Linked DNA regions of Homo sapiens: region 2 is linked to region 1. A link is a loop called in an ENCODE intact Hi-C map of the cell type or tissue named here. Cell type or tissue: tibial artery. All regions are shown on one strand. Each heading gives the region's core, and the rest is flanking DNA. Links, peaks and the distances in the headings are about the cores only.

What was found. Hi-C counts contacts between places; a loop is a spot of excess contacts. Peaks named below come from ENCODE experiments on the same cell type or tissue, not always from the same donor. Only the 100,000 strongest peaks of a DNase experiment are listed, where the experiment ranks them.
Region 2: it touches region 1 in a loop (3-fold over the local background); 7 of 110 quality-filtered maps call a loop at or near these places.

The regions. Positions count from the first base shown.
Region 1 is chr15:75,642,230-75,651,804 of GRCh38, reverse strand. It overlaps SNX33 (sorting nexin 33), which reads right to left and starts at 3,893. Exons shown (of 2, transcript NM_153271.2): 1 at 1,232-3,893. The coding sequence starts at 2,702. RefSeq lists enhancers at 1-720, 3,418-4,109 and a silencer at 3,735-4,274. In tibial artery, for the core only: CTCF peaks have their summits at 3,606 and 3,806 (motif pointing right); DNase peaks (open chromatin) are centred at 3,894, 4,274 and 4,638; H3K4me3 peaks cover 4,535 bases; H3K27ac peaks cover 6,055 bases.
Region 2 is chr15:75,797,920-75,807,494 of GRCh38, reverse strand. No RefSeq gene overlaps it. Among named protein-coding and RNA genes, the nearest start is that of MIR4313, 40 kb to the right of the region's middle. In tibial artery, for the core only: a CTCF peak has its summit at 5,239 (motif pointing right); a DNase peak (open chromatin) is centred at 5,174; H3K4me3 peaks cover 303 bases; H3K27me3 peaks cover 1,202 bases.

The DNA.
Region 1 (9,575 bases), core at 783-8,782:
CCCACCAAGCCAGGTCTAACCTCAGGGCCCAAGGGCCAGGGAGCCAGCTCCACGCCCTGCAGACGAGTTACCAAGCAGCCCCAGGGAGGATCACACCTCTCTCCTGACATCTGCCCTCCCAGCTGTGCCCAGGACTCAGGCACCTGCTGGGGCAGCCACTGGCTCTCTCCTCAGGCAAGAAGAGAAGCCAGGCTTGGGAAGCAGGAGTTGGATAGGCCATGTGGACAGTGCCCTGGACCCCTGATTCTGCACCCCTGGCCCAGCCAGAGTGCCCCTGTGTGACCCAGGATGAGTCATTTCCCCGGCAGTTCATGGACAGCCCCAGCAGTAACAGGCAGAGGCCCATCCTGTCCCTCCCCCACAGAGGGGGTCATGAGAACTGAAAACATGGCTAGGCTTGGGAAGTGGCCAACATGGACGTGTCCTTGGGGAGGTGGCAGGAGGAAGGGACAGTCCCAGCCGGGCCACAGGCTGTGCAACCACTCTTCTGTGGACACTAGCTCCTTCATCTGCAAAATGGGGACAGGGATCTTCCTGCACACAGACAAGACGCTCATAAAGAGAATACACAGTGGTGAGAGTAGCTTCCAAAGCTGCAAAGGTGGGGAGGTTAACTTGCAAGGAGCACAAGACAGGCCCCCACTCTGAGCTCTTGTTATCTGGGTTGGGTCTGTGTCTCCCAAGGGCCTACCGGCTCCTCAAGGGCAAGGCCTGGGGCCTGGTCATCTATGTGTTCTCAGAACCCAGCATGACACCATGCATGATGGGTAAACGAGATGCAAACAGAGAAAATGAATGAACTGACAAGAAGGTAAATATCAAGCTCCATGAGGACAGAGACCGGGCCTGTGCACAACAATATCCCTGCACCTAGAAGCACATTTGCCACAGACACAGAGTTGATATTCAACACATTTGTTTGTTTGTTTGTTTGTTTGTTTGTTTTAGAGACAGGGTCTCACTCTGTCACCCAGGCTGGAGTGCAGTGGCACAATCGGGCTCACTGTAGTCTCAACCTCCTGGGCCCAAGTGATCCTCCTACTTCAACCTCCCAAAGTGCTGAGATTACAAGCGTAAGCCACCGTGCCCAGCCCAACACATTTGTTAAATGAATGATTGAGACAGAGAAATAAAGACAAGTTGCTCCATTCTATCCAGGCCATCCCCATCTCCCCAGGGCCCAGCAGAGAGCCAGACTCAGGACGAGTTTCCTGCCTGCACTGGGCCTTACCTTTTTGTAGATGGATGATGTCAGGGAAGTTGGAGAGCAGGCCCTGGTAGAGAGACAGTGTGTCCAGCATCTGGAAGAGGTCATTCTTGGGCTGCTCAGCAAACATCTCCCCGATGGCTTCATAGGTACGGCCCGTGTGAGAAATGGCACTGTTGAGGGCCTCAGAGCAAAAGGGGGGGTCCATCTGGAAGGAATGACTGATGGCCTGGAAGGCACTGCCCAGCTTCTGGAATTCCTTGCGGAAGCCCCCCACATGTTTACGCACCAGCTCTGATGCCACAGTGCTGAGCTGCAGGACGCTGTCGTCCATCTTCTTACTGAAGGCCTTGAAAGTGTCCACGCGATCTTCCACGTCCTGCAAGTCCTGGTGCTCGGTGGGGATCTGGAAGGTGAGCAGGAAGCTGGCACCCACCATCTCATCCTTCTCCGCCCGGCGTTTGCCCATCTTCCACTGCTTGTCATCCAGGCAGCTGAGGAAATGCTGGAAGCCTTCGTACTGGGAGAGCACAGGGTGGCTGGTCATGTGGTCCATCCAGAGGATGAGTCTCCGCTTCCGCTTTTCGATGAAGTCCTCCTCGAAGCGGCCAGTGGCCTGCTTCTCAGGCAGGTGGGGCACCGAGATGACAGTGAACTTGTGTAGCAGGCGGTTATAGAGCCAGTCAAAGTGTTTGTAGCGCCGGTAGACGGGTGAGGCAGCATGGGTGGGTGTGAGCTTGTAGGAGATGTAGCTTTTGATGCCCTTGAATTTGGTCTGTTTTGTGGGGTCCTCCACAGAGCAGGCAAATGGGTGGGGATTGGCCTTCCACTGGGGGCCACGAGGGCCCATTTCAATGGAGTATGTCTCAGCGATCTTGGCCATCATGGGCACATCACCCAGGATGAAGGCCTCCACTCCAGAACGCACAAAGCATGAGAAACGGTTGAGGTTACGGCCCACCACACTGCCTCGCTTGGCAGATGCCAGGCTGTCCTGCCGCTCCAGTGGTGGCTTGGGCCGGAAGGCCATGTGCTGGCTGGGGTAGGCACCAGGGTAGGAGAGGTTGAGGGGAGGGTGCCCGTTGGTGCCCAGCCCACCAGCCCGTGGCTCCTCCACCACTGTGCATCCGTCGTCCCAGTCATCCCAGTCATCATCATCATCCTCCTCAAAGCTACCCTGGTTTGAGAGGAAGCCACTGCCCCCACCACTCCTAGCTGGGCTGGCCACACTGGGGCTGTTGTACAAGCTCACCTGGGCTCCGGGAGAGCCTGCAGGGCTGCTGGAGTAGTCAGCATGGTTGGTGCTGATGCCAGAACGGACGATCTCCACATAAGAGGCAGGAAAGAGCCCTGTCTCCCCACGGCTGTTCTGGCCCTGCAGCCAGCCATCCAGTGAGGTCTCGCTAAAGATGACCAGGTCCTCATCCTGCTGGATGCTGATTTCCTCCTTGTTCTCACTGTGAAAGTCATAGAGGGCTCGGCCTTTCAGTGCCATGGCTGGGCTGGGTGGTATAGAAAGATGGGAAGGAGAGGGTCCTGCCCAGACCGGGGATGCTCACAAGGCAGTCCAAGAATGCACTCGCAGCTGAATGGCGCTTACACAGTTCAATCTCTCAGGTCCTAAGGTGGGGTCTCAGCACCCACAGATGCTGTCCAGTCTCCCCCTCTTCAAAGCAATGTCCATGGCCCAGAAACTGCCCTATCAGGTCTCCGGGCATATGCTTGTGAGCAGGGAGGGCTCATGTCCACAGTCTCCTCCTCCCTTAGCAGCCTCTGGGGGGTTAGAGGGGAATCTCTCCTAACTCCTACTCCCAGAAGAAAAGTCAAGTGACCTGGAGAAATCTGCCCTGCGAGGGGAAAAATTCGACACTTTCCACTGGAACAACGTTCTAAAATAGAAGAGACTCACTCTGAAACCACCATTCCAGAAACCCGGGCAGGGCTCGGCTGTCCCTCTGGCTCCCAGATTCTTTTGGCGGCTCTCGCTTTGGGAGGCTCTCACATTCCTCTGCAGATCTGCCCCTTCCTCCTTCCTCCTCTTGCTCCTGGGCCACTGGGTTTTCAAAAATCCGGAAAATCCAAGAGGGGCAAGGAGAAAAGCAGCAGCCGCCTGAATCGAGTCCAAGGGTGGATGTGTCCGGCTTCACAACGAGCCAGGCCGGGAAAACAAGGACTGAGGCTTACACAACAGGCCGCCAACTCTTCGACCCCGGCTGCGCAGCCGGAGCCCCCGCCGGCTCGGGCGCCCTCTCCCCGCCCCAGAAGTGGCCAGCCCCAACCCCGGAGGAAGGAGGGGGCGCGACGAGGCTGTCGGGCGACTTCTAGCCACTCGCTGAGTGGTCTCTTTTGTTTGCCTAATTCCTCAGCAGTTTCTGAGCCTGACGCTGACCCTGCTCTGAATCCCAGGAACCCCGTCCAAAGGTAACCCCAGCAGAAACCGGTTCCTCACCCGGGACTTACGACCCCCGATCACCACCCTCGCGTGCACGCACACACTCAACAGTTTGGAGTTTGGAGAGTGAGCTCCGGCGAGCAGATGGCGCGGCCAGCCGTCTGTCCGTCCGTCCTCCTCTCCGCCCTGCGGGGCCCGGCCAGTGGGGGGCGGGCTGCGCCCCCAGCCTGCCTTCCCCGGCGCTCGCAGACCCTCCGCTCCGCCAGCGAGAAGGCAGCTCCAAAACAAAAAGGCGATTCCGGGAGGTGGCGTCCTGAGGAAGGAGGGGATCGCCAAAGGGGAGGTGAGGGGTGGGGAGAGGGAGGAGGGAGGGGGAAGCAGGCTGGAGAATCGGGCAAACTCCGCTGCACTTCCGTGCGTCCCGGCGGGGCAGGGACGGCCAGCTCCGCCCTCCCGCGGGCCCGGGGCGCTGCAGCCGAGCCCCCGCCTACTCCTCCGCGCGGCTTCCCAGCTGGCCAGCGCCCTCGCTCGCTGGCGCTCAGTCCGGGAGGCGAGAGGGAGGAAACGACCCGGGAACGAGGGGGCCCGAGAGCCTCCGGGGCTGGTCCCTGGGACCGCCACCTCCCCTCCTCTCCCTCCGCCTGTCCGCCCTCGCCGGGAGACACCTCACGCCCCCGTGGTTGGAGCGCCCGGCGGGGGAGCTTGCCAGCTGCCGCTGCCTCGCTTCCTGGACTCCGTCATCCTCCTGCCTTTTCCGTGACGCAAATGGAGTAAAACTCCGAAAGTTTGCAAAGCGTGGGGCTGCAAGGAGCACCGCGCCAGAGCCAGGATCGGGAGATCGGGGTGGGGGGAGGGGGGTGCGTGGAAAGCCGCCGCGCCAGCTGGGGTTGGGGAGCAGAGTCGCGGACTCGCCTTCCCACCTTCCCATTCCCCACTCCTGCTCCGCAGGGACGGGTCGTGGCGCAGCTCAGAGATTGTTTTCCGGAGGAACAGAAACGGCCTGCGCGTTCCAGGCGTCTGACCTAAGATACCGAGAGCTGCGGGTGCAGCACCCTAGCCAGACAGGGCGACCCTGCCCTGGGCGACTAGCTTGGAAGGAGGGAAAGACACTACTCTACATCTGCAGCGACAGGGAACAAGTCTAGGTGCCACCCGGTTCCGTGTTGCTTAGTACAGCAGCGGGGACTGGATGTTCTGTGCTAGCCAGCGGCAGCAAGGAGAGAAGTGGTCAGGTAGAGAATCTTCGAGAAGAGGCAAGTGGGATCTGACCCTCGGTCAGCATATCGGGAACACTTTGGGCATTGATTCTGCTAGGCACTGTGCTGGGCACTGGGGAGTAGTACACCACAAGGCAGTCGGGGTTTCTATCCTGGGGGGCTTACAGTCCACCCTCTCTTGTCTTTAATCAATCCATTCTGTCTCAGTCATTCATTCAGCCAAGTCATGCACTCAAGAAACATTAACTGAGTACCTACTCTGCACCAGGCCCCTGAGCTACAAAGACAAATAAGACATTATCCTTATTTTCCAAAAGCTCAGATATGTTGTGACAAGTAGACAAATGCTCCCTGCCCAGTGTGACTAGTTAGTGCCATGAAAAGTGCACATGAGGGTACCTACCCCAGCCTGGGTAGAGCAAGGATCAAGGAAAGCTTCCTGAAGGAGGAAGTGCCTAAGATGAGGCAAAGGCTTCAGGAGGACTCCCTTTCCTGGCTATACCCTGGAGTCTTGTCTACCCTGTCTAGCTAGATCTTCCCTTCATTCTCTCCCTAGTCACTTATTGCAGATTAACTGGTACAAGGTAGTTCTGCTAAAGATGGATACCTTTGGCTGTTTTGAGGGACATGGTTCCCAGACCTCTGGCTCCAAAACCCAGTTTCACTGGTTCAGTGAGTGGATCCGACTCCCTTCGCAGGTCTGGCATTTGACCAGAATAAAGGCCTATGTACAAACCCCAGAAGGCTAGGTATCAATTTGCACAGAGAAATAAAACTGTCAAGCAGAACTGAATTTCTGCATCAATAGATCAAGGCAGTTTGGGCTACCCCTTGGGAAGCCCAGTTACCAGAAAGTTAGCTCAGTGAGTCTGGAACCCCCAAGAGGGGAAAGGGTATGAGGAGTCTCTCAGTCAAGTAACCTTAAAACCTTGCTTCCTGTCATGGGGCAGCCTTCATTCTAAAGACAGTTCGTCCTAGCATCTCTAAGACAGAATATACGTTTTCCCCACGTGCTTTTAGGACCCCCCCCTTCCCTGTGATCTATCTTCTGTCCACATAGCCTTTCTCCAAACTGAGTTTAACAATAGCATCAGGGCTGGGTGCAGTGGCTCACACCTGTAATCCCAGCACTTTGGGAGGCCAAGGCAGGTGGATTACTTGAGCTCAGGAGTTCGAGACCAGCTTGGCCAACATGGCGAAACCCCATCTCTACTAAAAATACAAAAAATTAGCTGGGCGTGATGGCGCATGCCTGTAATCCCAGCTACTCAGGAGGCTGAGGTAGAAGAATTGCTTGAACCCAGGAGGCAGAGGTTGCAGTGAGCCGAGATTGTGCCACTGCACTCTAGCCTGGTGATAGAGCAAGACTCCAATCTCAAAAAAAAAAAAAAAAAGATAGCATCAGCCAGGTGAGGTGGCCAGGAGTGAGAGGCTGCAGTGAGCCAAGATGGTGCCATTGTATATGTCATTATACTCCAGCCTGGGGGACAGATCGAGACGCTGTCTCACAAAAAAAAAAAAAAAGCAAAAAAAAGCATCTACTTCCTTAGTGCTTGCTGAGTGATGGACACTACAGTAAACGCTTTACCTTTATTAGTTTACTTAATACAATTGGGATTTCTGTTCACCCAATAGGGTCCCCCTCCAGCCCAACCTCCCCGAGGCGTCCTCAGCCACCACCCTTGACAGACTTTAGTTGGTTCCCAAACACTCAGTCACACATTTACAGACCAGCCATTTTGGATTTACTCCCACATGTGTTCTAGACGGGTTTTTTTGTAACTCTCAGGAGCCACCCTTATTTCCAGGTTCTTGGGAGGAACTCACTCCTCAGCCTCACTGAGATTTCCAGAACCTGTATCTTCCCATTCCCTCCCCTCCAGGGACCTTCTTCAGTCCTAGGGGAAACAGGCCATGTTAGCAGTCTCAGGAAACTGCACTAACCCTTGTGATCTCCCTATACCCTGCCCATTCCTATGGAAACAGTCCCTTTAGTCAAGTCTCACATTATTCTTTTTTTCTTTTCTGTTTTTTTTTTTTTTTTTTTTGAGACAGGGTCTCACTCTGTTGCCCAGGCTGGAATACAGTGGCACAATCACAGCTCACTGCAGCTTCAACCTCCCTGGGCTCAGGTGATCCTCCCCACCTCAGCCTCCCAAGTAGCTGGAACTACAGGCACCCGCCACCACATCCAGCCAACTTTTGTATTTTTGTATAGGGGGCTTTTCACTATGTTGCCCAGGCTGATCTCAAACTCCTGGGCTCAAGCAATCCTTCTGCCTCGGTCTCTCAAAGTGCTGGGATTACAAGCATGAGCCACCACCCCCAGCCTCTCACGTTATTCTCACTGGGGTGTGTTCTGTCTTTCCTGCTGGGACCCTGATTCATACACAGGAAACAGCATCCATCCCTCATCCAGGCATCCAATTTCCATCCTTTAGGAAAGGAAACAGCAAGGGAGAACTGTGCCCAGTGGTTTTCAGGCTGACTCTGCTGGTGGCAGCCTGCAGGACACACTGGACTATTACTGTAGGAATGCAGACAAAAGATGATGAGGGCCTGACATAGGGCAGGGGTAACAGGCTGGAGAGACAAAAATCTGGGAGAGCTTTTGGAGGTAGAATAGACTGGGAAAGCAACCAATAAGCTGCAGCTATTGAGTGAAGTATCAACCCACATGTTAAAAAAGATTTTTTTTGAGGCCGGGCATGGTGGCTACTGCCTGTAATCCCAGCACTTTGGGAGGCTGAGGTGGGCGGATCACGAGGTCAAGAGGTCGAGACCATCCTGGGCAACATGGTGAAACCCCGTCTCTACTAAAAATACAAAAATTAGCTAGGCATGGTGGCGTGTGCCTGTAGTCCCAGCTACTCAGGAGGCTGAGGCAGGAGAATCGCTTGAACCTGGGAGGCAAAGGTTGCAGTGAGCCGAGATTGCACCCGCCACTGCGCTCCAGCCTAGCGACAGAGCAAGACTCCATCTCAAAATTTTTTTTGACTCCACTTTCCCCACCAGCTATTGCCCCATTCCTCTGCTCACCTTTGCAGCAAAATTCCTTGAAATAGCTGTCTATACTAAGTGCGTCCAATTTTTTTTCTCCTGTTCTCTCTTTAAATCCCTCTGGCCAATCTTTTACTCCCACACTCCACTGAACTATTCTTGTCAAGGTCATCAATAGCCTTGGTGTTGCTGGACCCTAATGGTTATTCTCAGTCCTTCTCTTATTTAGCCTTTTGGTAGCATTTGACCTGGTTGATCACTCCTTCCTCCTGGATACATTTTCTTCATTTGCATTGGAGAGAACATACTCTCCTGGTATTTCTTCCACCTCACTGGTTCATCCTCTTCTCTCCAATAATTCTTTTTTTTTTTTCTTTTTTGAGACAGTCTTGCTCTGTCACCCAGGCTGGAGTACAGTGGTGCGATCTCGGCTCACTGCAACCTCCGCCTCCCAGGTTCAAGCAATTCTCCTGCCTCAGCCTCCCAAGTAGCTGGGATTACAGGCGCCCGCCACCACGCCTGGCTAACTTTTTGTATTTTTAGTAGAGATGGGATTTCACCGTGTTAACCAGGCTGGTCTCGATCTCCTGACCTCATGATCCACCTGCCTCAGCCTCCCAAAGTGCTGGGATTACAGGCATGAGCCACAGCGCCCAGCAAGCCTCCAATAATTCTTAACGTTAGAGTAACCACAGTAGAGTTGTCCTCTTGTCTTTTGTATCCATAGGCACTCCTTTGATGATCTCATCCAGCCGAATGACTTCAAATACCACTCATTCTAGTAATGCCCAATTTTTTAAATCTCCAGCCCTTTTTAAAAAAACTCTTAACTCATATATCTATTTCTCCTTGACATCTCCCCTCAGAAGTCTAATGGATGCCTCCAACCAAAAATGTCCAAAATTGAATTTCTGAGCCGGGCATGGTGGCTTATGCTTGTAATCCCAGCACTTTGGGAGCCTGAGGTAGCAGGATCGCTTGAGCCCAGGAGTTCAACACCAGCCATGACAACATAGTGAGACCCCATCTCTACAAAAAATTTAAAAATTAGTAGCCAGGTGCAGTGGCTCACGTCTATAATCCCAGCACTTTGGGAGGCCGAGGGTGGGCGGATCACCTGAGGTCAGAAGTTCGAGACCAGCCTAGCCAACATGGCAAAACCCCGTCTCTACTAAAAATACAAAAATTAGCTGGGTGTGGTGGCAGGCGCCTGTAATCCCAGCTACTTGAGAGGCTGAGGCAGGGATAATTGCTTGAACCTGAGAGGCGGAGGTTGCAGTGAGCTGACATCGTGCCATTGCACTCCAGCCTGGGCAAGACTCTGTCTCAAATAATAATAATAATAAAATAAAAAATAAAAATTAGCTGGGCATGGTGGCATGTGCCTGTAGTCCTAGCTACTCAAGAGGATTGCTTGAGGCTGGAAGGTTGAGGCTGCAGTGAGCCTTGGTCGTACCACTGCACTCCAGCCTGGGCAACAGTGTGAGACCCTATCTCAAAAACAAAAACAAACAAAAAACATAAGTGTCAATCCTTTGCTCAAAACCCCGAAGTATATGCCTCTCAACATAAAAGCCAAAGTCTTTTCAAGGGACTACAAGCTCTTTAACCTCTTCCTCTCCTCCTTGCCCACTCTGCTCCAGCCAAGATAGCTTTCTTACTCTTCTGACATGCCAGGCACATTCCTGCCTTAAGGCATTTCCACTGTTTCCTCTTCCTGAAATGTTCTCCCCCTAGATATCCACACATGGCTTAACCC
Region 2 (9,575 bases), core at 1,106-9,105, 160 kb before region 1:
GCAGAGAGACAGTGAGTGCACTCTCTGGTGTCTCGTCTTATAAGGACACTAATCCTACTGAATCAGGGCCCCACCCTTAGGACCTCATTTAACCTTAATGATTTCCTGAGAGGCCTCATCTCCAAATGCAGCCATACAGAGGGTTAGGGCTTCAACATATGAATTTGGAGGAGACAGAGACACTCAGTCCATGAAGAGAAGAAAAACTATTCACGAAGAAAGGGGTGCAGTGGCCAAAAAAGGGGGCAGACAAAACTACAGATGCTCTCCCCATTTCCTCCAATACACAACACACACACACACACACACACACACACACACACACAGCCCTGCCTTTGCCCCTTCCCCACAAGGCCACTCCCCACCCCATGATTATTTACTTCCCTCCTATCCTGCACTCTGGAGCTGCCCCTTCCCCTAAGTTGTCCTGTGGCTCACTGATCGCTGCATACAGGTAGGTGCATGTCAATGTAGCTGGGGCTGGGGGCCTCCTGGACCATGTGTGTCCTGAGCCCCACCATGGGACTGGGCAGGAAGTGGGTCTCACCCATGTCTCCTGTCCTCAGGCAGAGCCTAGCCCTGGGACATGAGCTCAGTGGGTGCTGCAGCTTTGTTGGATTCACCTCAGGCCCCCTTTCCCCACATCCACTTATAAGGTTCCCAGGGCCTTGATACCTCCGTCCTTGGAAGAAAAGAATGTGATTAACCAGCTCACACGAACCTGCTGGTGGCTTCCCACAATAGAAGGAAATAATTTTCTAGTTCAAAAGAGTCTACCAGGTGACTAGCACAGTGAATGAAGAAAGACCTACAGCAAGGCACAGCATTGGGAAATTCCAGAAAACTAAGGATAGAGAGAAAACCCTAAAATCTTCCAGAGAGAAAAGACAGGTCACATGTAAAGAGCCAAGACTCCGCATGACACGGACTTATTCCCAACAACACTGGGAACTAGAAAATAATAGAGCAATATTTCCCAATGTGAGGAGAAGTTACATTTAAATTAGAGCATTACATCCAGCCAAACTAGTAATCAGGAGTTGGGGTAGAACAATGACATTCTAAAATGTGTGAGGGTCAGAAAGCTTGGCTTCCATTCACTCTTTCTCAGGAAGCCACTGGAAAATGTGCTGCAACACAGTGAGAGAGTAAACCAGGAAAAAAGAAGATCTGGGGCCAAGGAACAGGAGATGCAACAGAAGAGGCAGGAGGAAATTCACACGATGGTGCAGAGACATGCCAGGATGCCAGATGTGCCATGGGCTGAGAGCTGAGTCCAGATTGGAGCAGAAGGATGGAGGGCAAGGGAGAAAGGGAAGCCTCCAGGAAAATAACAGGTCTGATACAGTATCTGGTGTTTCTTAGTTTTTGGATCATTATCACTAGGCATTTGATAAATCAGTTGGAGCATCTGAAAATAAAATAGTAGGTGGGCCAGAAGCGGTGACTCACACTTGTAATCCCAGCACTTTGGGAGGCTGAGGTGGGCAGATCAAGAGGTCAGGAGTTTGAGACCAGCCTGGCCAATATGGTGAAACTCCGTCTCTACTAAAAAATACAAAAGTTAGCCAGGCGTGGTGGTATGCGCCTGTAGTCCCAGCTACTTAGGAAGCTGAGGCAGGAGAATTGCTTGCATCCAGGACTTGGAGGTTGCAGTGAGCTGAGATTGTGCCACTGTACTCCAGCCTGGATGACAGAGTGAGACTCTGTCTCAAAAAAAAAAAAAAGGTAGGTAATAGGTACAAAAACATATAAGCAAATGAAGGAAAAAAATACAAAGCAATTATTAACTCTGAGGGAAAAAAAGGAAAGAAATTAGACAATTTCAGTGCAGGAGTTGGGTTAGGGAACAATATTTAGATACCTACAATAATGGAAATGCTTTGGATTTCATAAGACTATGATCCAATCAGACTGGTAGATTGGAAGCAAGGAAATTGTTAAGACCTCATAAGGGAGGTAAGCCCTATACTGAGCTATGCCAGGAGGTAGACAGATACTGAAGAAAACAAATCAAGAAATAGCAACATAAACATTATTTAGAAATATGATGATAAATACCAGAGGAAATAGCAAAATGAGTTTAAAGTGATGGCCTCTGGGATTTAGGACTCAATGCAAGAAAGGAAAGGGCAGAGGAAATGCTTTTTGATATAAGCCTTTTATTACCATTTTGTTCTTTTTTTCTTCTTTTTTTGTTTTACCGAGGATTTCTTGCTCCAGATACCATTTTGTTCTTAACTCTATGTATGTAGTACTTTGAATGGAATTAAATAGAATCTTATAAATTCTGGAGATCTGTTGTACAGCATGATGACTATAGTTAATAATAATGTATACTTTAAAATTGCTGAGAGAGTAGATTTTTTGCTTTTATTATTATTTTTATTTGATACATAATAATTGTACTTGTTTATGGGGTACAGTATAATATTTTTATATATGTATGTAATGTATAATGATCAAATCAGGGTATTAGCGTCTCCACCACCTCAAATATTTATCATTTCTTTGTTCTGGGACCATTCAAAATCCACTCTTCTAGCTATTTGAAAATATATAATAAATTGTCATAAATTATAGTCACCCTATAGTGCTAAAGAAACTAGAACTATTCCTCCTATCTAGCTGTATTCTTTTTTTTTTTTTCGGACAGGGTCTCACTCTGTCCCCTAGGCTGGAGTGCAGTGGTGCAATCACAGCTCACTGCAGCCTTGACCTCTGTAGCCCTCCGGAGTAGCTAAAAGTGCATGGCGAATTTTTAAATTTTTTGCAGAGATGGGAATCTCCCTATGTTCCCCAGGCTGCTCTCAAACTCCTGGGTTCAAGTGATCCTCCCACCTCAGCCTCCCAAAGTGCTGGGATGATAGGCATGAGCCACCAAACTCAGCCATGTACTTTTTTTTTTTTTTGACAGAGTCTCACTCTATCTCCCAGGGTGGTGGAGTGAAGTGGCATGATCTTGGCTCACTGCAACCTCTGCCTCCTGTTTTCATGCCTCAGCCTCTCAAGTACCTGGGATTACAGGCATGAGCCACCATGCCCAGCTAATTTTTGTATTTTTCATAGAGACGGGGTTTCACCGTGTTGGCCAGGCTGGTCTCGAACTCCTGCCCTCAGGTGGTCCGCCTTGGCCTCCCAAAGTGCTGGGATTACAGGCATGAGCCACCGCGCCCGGCCCAGCCATGTACTCTTGTATCTGTTAACCTGTTAGCCAGCCTTTGGCTACTCTCTCCCGCTTAACTTTCCTCACTGCTAGTAAACACTATTCTAAGCAAATACATCTTAAATGTTCTTACCACAATAATAATAATAATAATAAGTTGTGAGGTGATGGAAATGTTAATTAACTTGATTTAATAATTTTATAATGTATGCATATATCAAAACACCACATTGAATACTGTAACTATATACAATTTTTATTTATCAATTATACCTTAATAATGCTGGAGGAAGAATTGAGTATAATGTTAAAACAAAAAACAATTGCAAAACCTAAAGAAAATCATTAGGCTGGGCACAGTGGCTCACACCTGTAATCCCAGCACTTTGGGAGGCTGATGCAGGTGGATCACCTGAGGTCAGGAGTTCAAGACCAGCCTGACTAATATGGTGAAACCACATCTCTACTAAAAATACAAAAATTAGCCGGGTGTGGTGGCAGGCACCTGTAGTTCCAGCTACTTGGGAGGGTGAGACAGGAGAATCTCTTGAACCTGGGAGGCAGAGGTTGCCGTGAGCCGAGATTGTACCACTGCACTCCACTCCAGCCTGGGCGACAGAGCAAGTCTCCATCTCAAAAATAATAATAATAATAAAATAAATAAGAAAATCATTAATCTAGTCCAGACCAGTCTTTTACAGATGAGGTCACTGAAGTGTAGAGAGGTGAACTGACTTGTCTCCTCTTACACAGCAAGTCACTGGCAGAGCTTGACCTGAAACCCAAAGCCAAGCGTTTGCTATTACCTCCAGGTCCTTCAGTCCAGCCCTCCTGGGGCTCTGCCTTGGGAACTGGTATTAGTGACAAAGGGAGTAGAGAGGAACATGCATAGAGCTCTCCATTTAGATGGACATATTCACACTGTGCCAGGGCACCGGCAAGAAACAGTGCAAGCTCCAAGTGCTTGCCCCAACCCTTTTCCCCCTCCCCATCCTCTCTCATAACCAACTTCAGCTAAAAGGTCTGAAAAGATAAGGGAATCTTAGATGACTCTCACTAGGGTGTAAATGACTCCCACCATGATTTTTATTTTATCGAGACATAACTCTAAAAACAGTTTGATGGATAGTGTGCCAGGCAGTAGGATGAAGACAGATGGGGAAACTGCCTGGGGTCATGGAGAGAGTGGAGGCACTGAGGCCCTGAGTGATTTCATAAGGAACACCTTAGCAAATGTCCAGCACCATGATTTCTCATCTTCACTACCCAGGACACACAAGGCCCCACGTTCTGACAGATTTTATCAGACAAATTGCACTTGGTCATGCTTCATTCATTTTCCTCGGAGAGTTTCCAGGTTACATAGAATTGAGGTAATCTCCCCCCTCCCCATCACTCCCACGAAGACACTCTATGTTTCTGTTTGCAATACAGTCTTATATGGATTGATATTAGATTTTCATGGTGCTCTTTGTATTTTACAACTATTACTCAAGCTGGAGACCCAAAAAGAGCACTAGCTTTAGAATCAAAGACCCCTGGGTTCCAGTTTCAGCTGAGAGACTGTGAGCACATCGCTAGCCCACTCTGATCCTGTCTCCTAGTTGTATAATCACCTATTTCCCATCAATTGCGAGGCTGGAGATAAAAGTGCCCACTCTGGCCAGTACACAGTAGGAACTTAGTAAGCTTAAGCTCCCCACTACCCTAAAGTGTTAGCGGAAAGACAGAGATGTGGGGAATGGCACCTGGGAGGCTCCCGCTGTATGCTTCACAATCCTACCAATGAAAAATCTGAATTAGGCTTCAGTTTCCTGTCTACAAAATGAGAAAGACCAGGAGTGGGTAGGAAGTAGAGGAGCTTGGCTTTGTTGGCTTAAGCCGGGACCGTCTGATTCTGTAACGCGGGCTTCACTGCAGGGTCCAGCCCACTCCCCAGCCAGGGCTTCGCGTGCTCTTAATGTCTTTTGGCCAAGTCCAAGGCTGTCCAAGGTGGCGGTGGGGATGTGGGGTGGTGGGTAGTGGGGTGGAGAGAAGCAGTTCCCCCATATAACCTGCAGGTGGCACCAGAGCAGCGCGGGTTCCGCTCCAACCTTCCTGGAGACCCAGGCAGGGCGGGGTAGGGCGACGCAGAGGTGGTGCACGCTGCTCAGCTGGGCAGCGGCAAGAGCGCGACTGCGGATCAGTCCACACCGTTTAAAATCGACACAAAGGTCTTCTGGCTAATTTCCTCTCTTTAATAGGGTGATCATATGCTTTATCATCCAAATCAAGACACTTCGGAGAGTGAAAGGGGGCACTATAATAATTGTACCAGGACAGCAGACATAACATTAGCTGTACCTTGCAAACCAGAACGTATGGTCACCCTACACTCCGGTCACTTTTTCCTCCTTGTTTCCATTCTTTCTTTTAATTTTTTTTCTTTTTAAACACACAGTATTCTTTTTCCCTGAGCACCGCTGTCTTTGAAAATGCCCTTGCACTCGGGATGTTTTCGACCATGCAACATCTGTTTTCGCATCTTGAGTCTGAACAGGCTCTCTGAACCCACCCCAAAGGCTGGTTTTAGCTTCCAGTCGGAAGACTCTGTTCTCTGGTTTACCATCCCCATGACTCAAGAATTAAAGATGTCAGACCTGGAACAGTGGCCCTTATCTCAACTTTGGTTCCTCTTTGCTAAATCTATTCCTGTAATTTTGTGCTGAGTGCTCATGTCCTTTATCTCCTTGAATTTACGTATATTAGTTTATCGAATTGCAAGTAGACAAGCCCCATTAAGCAGGATTCTTATATTTCCAAGGTCATCTCATTACTCCATTCAACCTCAAATTAGTATGCCATTTATCCCCTTATTTCCGAACCCCCTTCACTTAATAGTCTCATAAGCATCCATCCATCGCAAAAAGGACTCGAACTTTTCTCACTTCCATTTTTAGTTGATTCATTGCTATCCAAGTAATGATTTGTCTGGGGGAGTGATTAGTAGAGAATTGTGCCCTTAAATTTAGTTTTATAGTTGGATTCTGCTAGTTACTATCTCTCTGTCATTCTCACATTGCAACAAATGACTGGGTTTCTGTCTCAACCTAAAATGTAGGTTAGAAATTTGATCTTATCTGAATAAGATATTAATAGATAATGTGAGACTTTTTAAAATTTACTGAAATGTTTCTCAGCCAAGAATGACACTCATGGTCACAAATATGTATGTAAGCAAGCAGAAAATTGAGCTTTAAATATATAAACTCTTAAAATATCATATTTAGAGACTATGTTTTTTTCTTTCTTAGTAAAGTATATTTGCTATGGTTGGAATGATTGTGTCTCCTCCAAAATTCATGTTGGAACTTAAACCCCAATGTGATAGTATTAAGAGGTGGAGTCTTTAGGAGATGACTAAGCTGTAAGGAGGAGCCCCCTCGTGAATGGGATTAGTGACCTTATGAAAGGGCTTGAGGGAGCTACCCAGCTCGGTTTTCTTCTTTTGCTTTTCTGTTCTTTCCACCATGCTGGGACACAGCATTCCTCACCTCTGGAGGTCTCAGCATTTAAGGTGCCATCTTGGAAGCAGAGAGCAGCCCTCACTAGACTACAAACCTGCTGGCGCTTTGATCTTGGACTTCCCACCCACCAGAACTGTGAGAAATACATTTTTGTTCTTTACACATTACCCAGTCTCAAATATTTTGTTACAGCAGCACACATGGACTAAGACAGTATCTTACATTCAGCGAGGTGCCTATACCTTAAGCTACAACTCCTTACTATTTACATATGTGCACACTTATGTGACCGCCACTCAGTTCAAGATACAGAATGTTCCCATCAGCACAGAGGGCTCCCTCTTGCCCCTTCTCAGTTGCTGTCCCCTCAAAGTTAACCAGGATCCTGACCTCTGCAACCATGGATTAGTTTCGCCTGTTCTTTAGCTTCATATAAATGGGACCATTCAGTATGTGCACGTTTGTGGCTGGCTTCTTTCATTCAATATAATCCTGTGAGATTTAACCACGTTTTGGGTACTGGTAGCTGTTTATTTTTCTGGTTGTGTAGTTTTCCATATTTCATTTATTACCCTGCTATTTTTGTCTCTAACTCAGTGTCTTGTGGGGTCTATTGTTCCTTTTTAGCTGGATTGATACTAAGTGTCTTCTTATCAATGGAGCTTAGGACATTTTAGAAGATGAAAGCCTAATAACCCCAAGCCCCCCAATCTTAAGCCAAGTTTCCTCCTCACGCCTGCTTCAGTTGCTCTTCTTCATGTGGTATTTTTTCCCTCACAAAACTGATGGAAATTAAGAAACCCAAAAGCTCTTCATCATGTTATCAGCTTAGGGACGCTTGTCATCTGAATAACAGGGTAGATATTTATCATCTGAAATGTTAAAATAACTAGAGCAAACACTTACATAGCACTAACTGCTGTTCACAGTGCTTTACATATATTATTTTCCTCAAAACTGCTCTGTGAAATAGACACTATTATTGTCATCCCCACATTTTAGATGGGGAAATGGAGGCACAGAGAGACCATGTAACTTTCCCAAGGTGGTAAGGCCAGGACTTGAACCTGTGTTTTCTGGTTTTAGAGCCTGCACCCTTCACCACCACACCATATTGTGTAGCATGATACTTCCTCTGGTTAAAGTGTTTTCTTCTATTTACGTGGGAGCATTTTCTGAATAATTTGAATCTTATAAATTAGCTTCAAATAATACAAGTAAATTGAAATGGAAGATCTAATATAGAATGTGTGGCATTCATGAATAAATTATAGGACTCCCTGGTTTTAAGTAATAATTATTTGCTTATCTTGTGACTTTTGTCAGCAGGGCTGTAATGTGCTCACCTCATTTTCCTTCTCTTCAATAGAAGGAGATGGACTCAGAGACAGGCACAATTTATCATAAAATCTCATCACACTTTCCCTCACCATCTGGAAGCTGGAGATAGGTTAGTGAAATCTTGGTTGAGAAAGAGTTGAATGCTGCTTGTAGCATAGTGAGTTTCAGAAAGATGGTTTTATTTGCTAGTTCTATTGCATAGGGTCCTGCAAGTTTTGGCAATTAACATATATGACCAACAGTTTTCTCACAAAGATTATCAGGATTCTAGAAGAAATTATATTCCAGTTTTATCCTGCTGCTAAAGTCCTATATTTCTTTATATAAGAACTAATTAATTCTTTGTCACTTTTCATTAGACATTTCTCTGCCTCTTTATGCTGTGCTTTATGTCTCTTTGTGCTCAGCCCCAGGTTTTTCCTTCTAACTGCAAGATTATTGAAATTTTCTCTCTCTCTCTCAAACTCCCGGGCTCAAGTGATCCTCCTCCGTCCACCTCCTGTGTAGCTGGCATTACAGATGTGCATCACTGCACACTGCTGACTCTCTCTCTCTCCTTTTTGAGATGGAATCTCACTCTGTTGCCCAGGCTGGAGTACAGTGGTGCGATCTCGTCTCACTGCAACCTTCACCTCCCTGGTTCAAGCAATCCTGAGTAGCTGGGTTTACAGGTGCATGCCACCACGTCCAGATAATTTTTTTGCATTTTTAGTAGAGATGGAGTTTCACCATGTTGGCCAGAATGGTCTCGAACTCCTGACTTCAGGCAATCTGCTCGCCTTAGCCTTCCAAAGTGCTGGGATTACAGGCATGAGCCACCGCACCGGGCCAATTTTCTCTTTAACCTTCCCCATGAGCATGTGTACACACACACAAACATGCATATAGACACCCAGACATCCACATGTATACACAAACACAAATACAGAGACATACACATATCTATACACACTTATTAGATATACATTTACACACACCAACACAGACGTGCACACACACGCACACACCTTCCTTTCACCTTCTTCACAGGACTCAGTGTTCTCAGAGAGTGGAAAGAGTATTGCACCATGAGTCAAAGATAGACTGTGCAACTTTGCCCAAGTGTCTTTTCTTTCGAGATCTCGTTTATAATAATAAACATCCTTACCCACCAATTAGGGTTATTTTGAAGATAAAATAGAAAGATTGAATAATAGAATGATGGCATGTCGTATAGTTTTAAAAAATAAGGAAAAAAAATTAACCTTGACCAAAAAGAGATCTGGCCTTTGTCCTAGACTCCTGGGAGGTAACTGTCAACATGTAATACCTGATAGGAATATCTTTGCCTGGGGATCTTGGCTCATGATGGACAGCCTAATAATAAGATTTAGGGTAGGGACTAGCCAGGGCAAAAAAGCAACTATGTGATTTAGAGTCTGGGCTTTAGGTCACTCCTGGAAGTACTGGAGACTGGAAACTGAGCGCAGCCACATGGACAATCAAGCATGCCTCTGTGATGAAGTTCCAGTAAAAACCCAGAACACTGAGGCTTGAGGGAGCCTCATTGGCTGGGAATACTT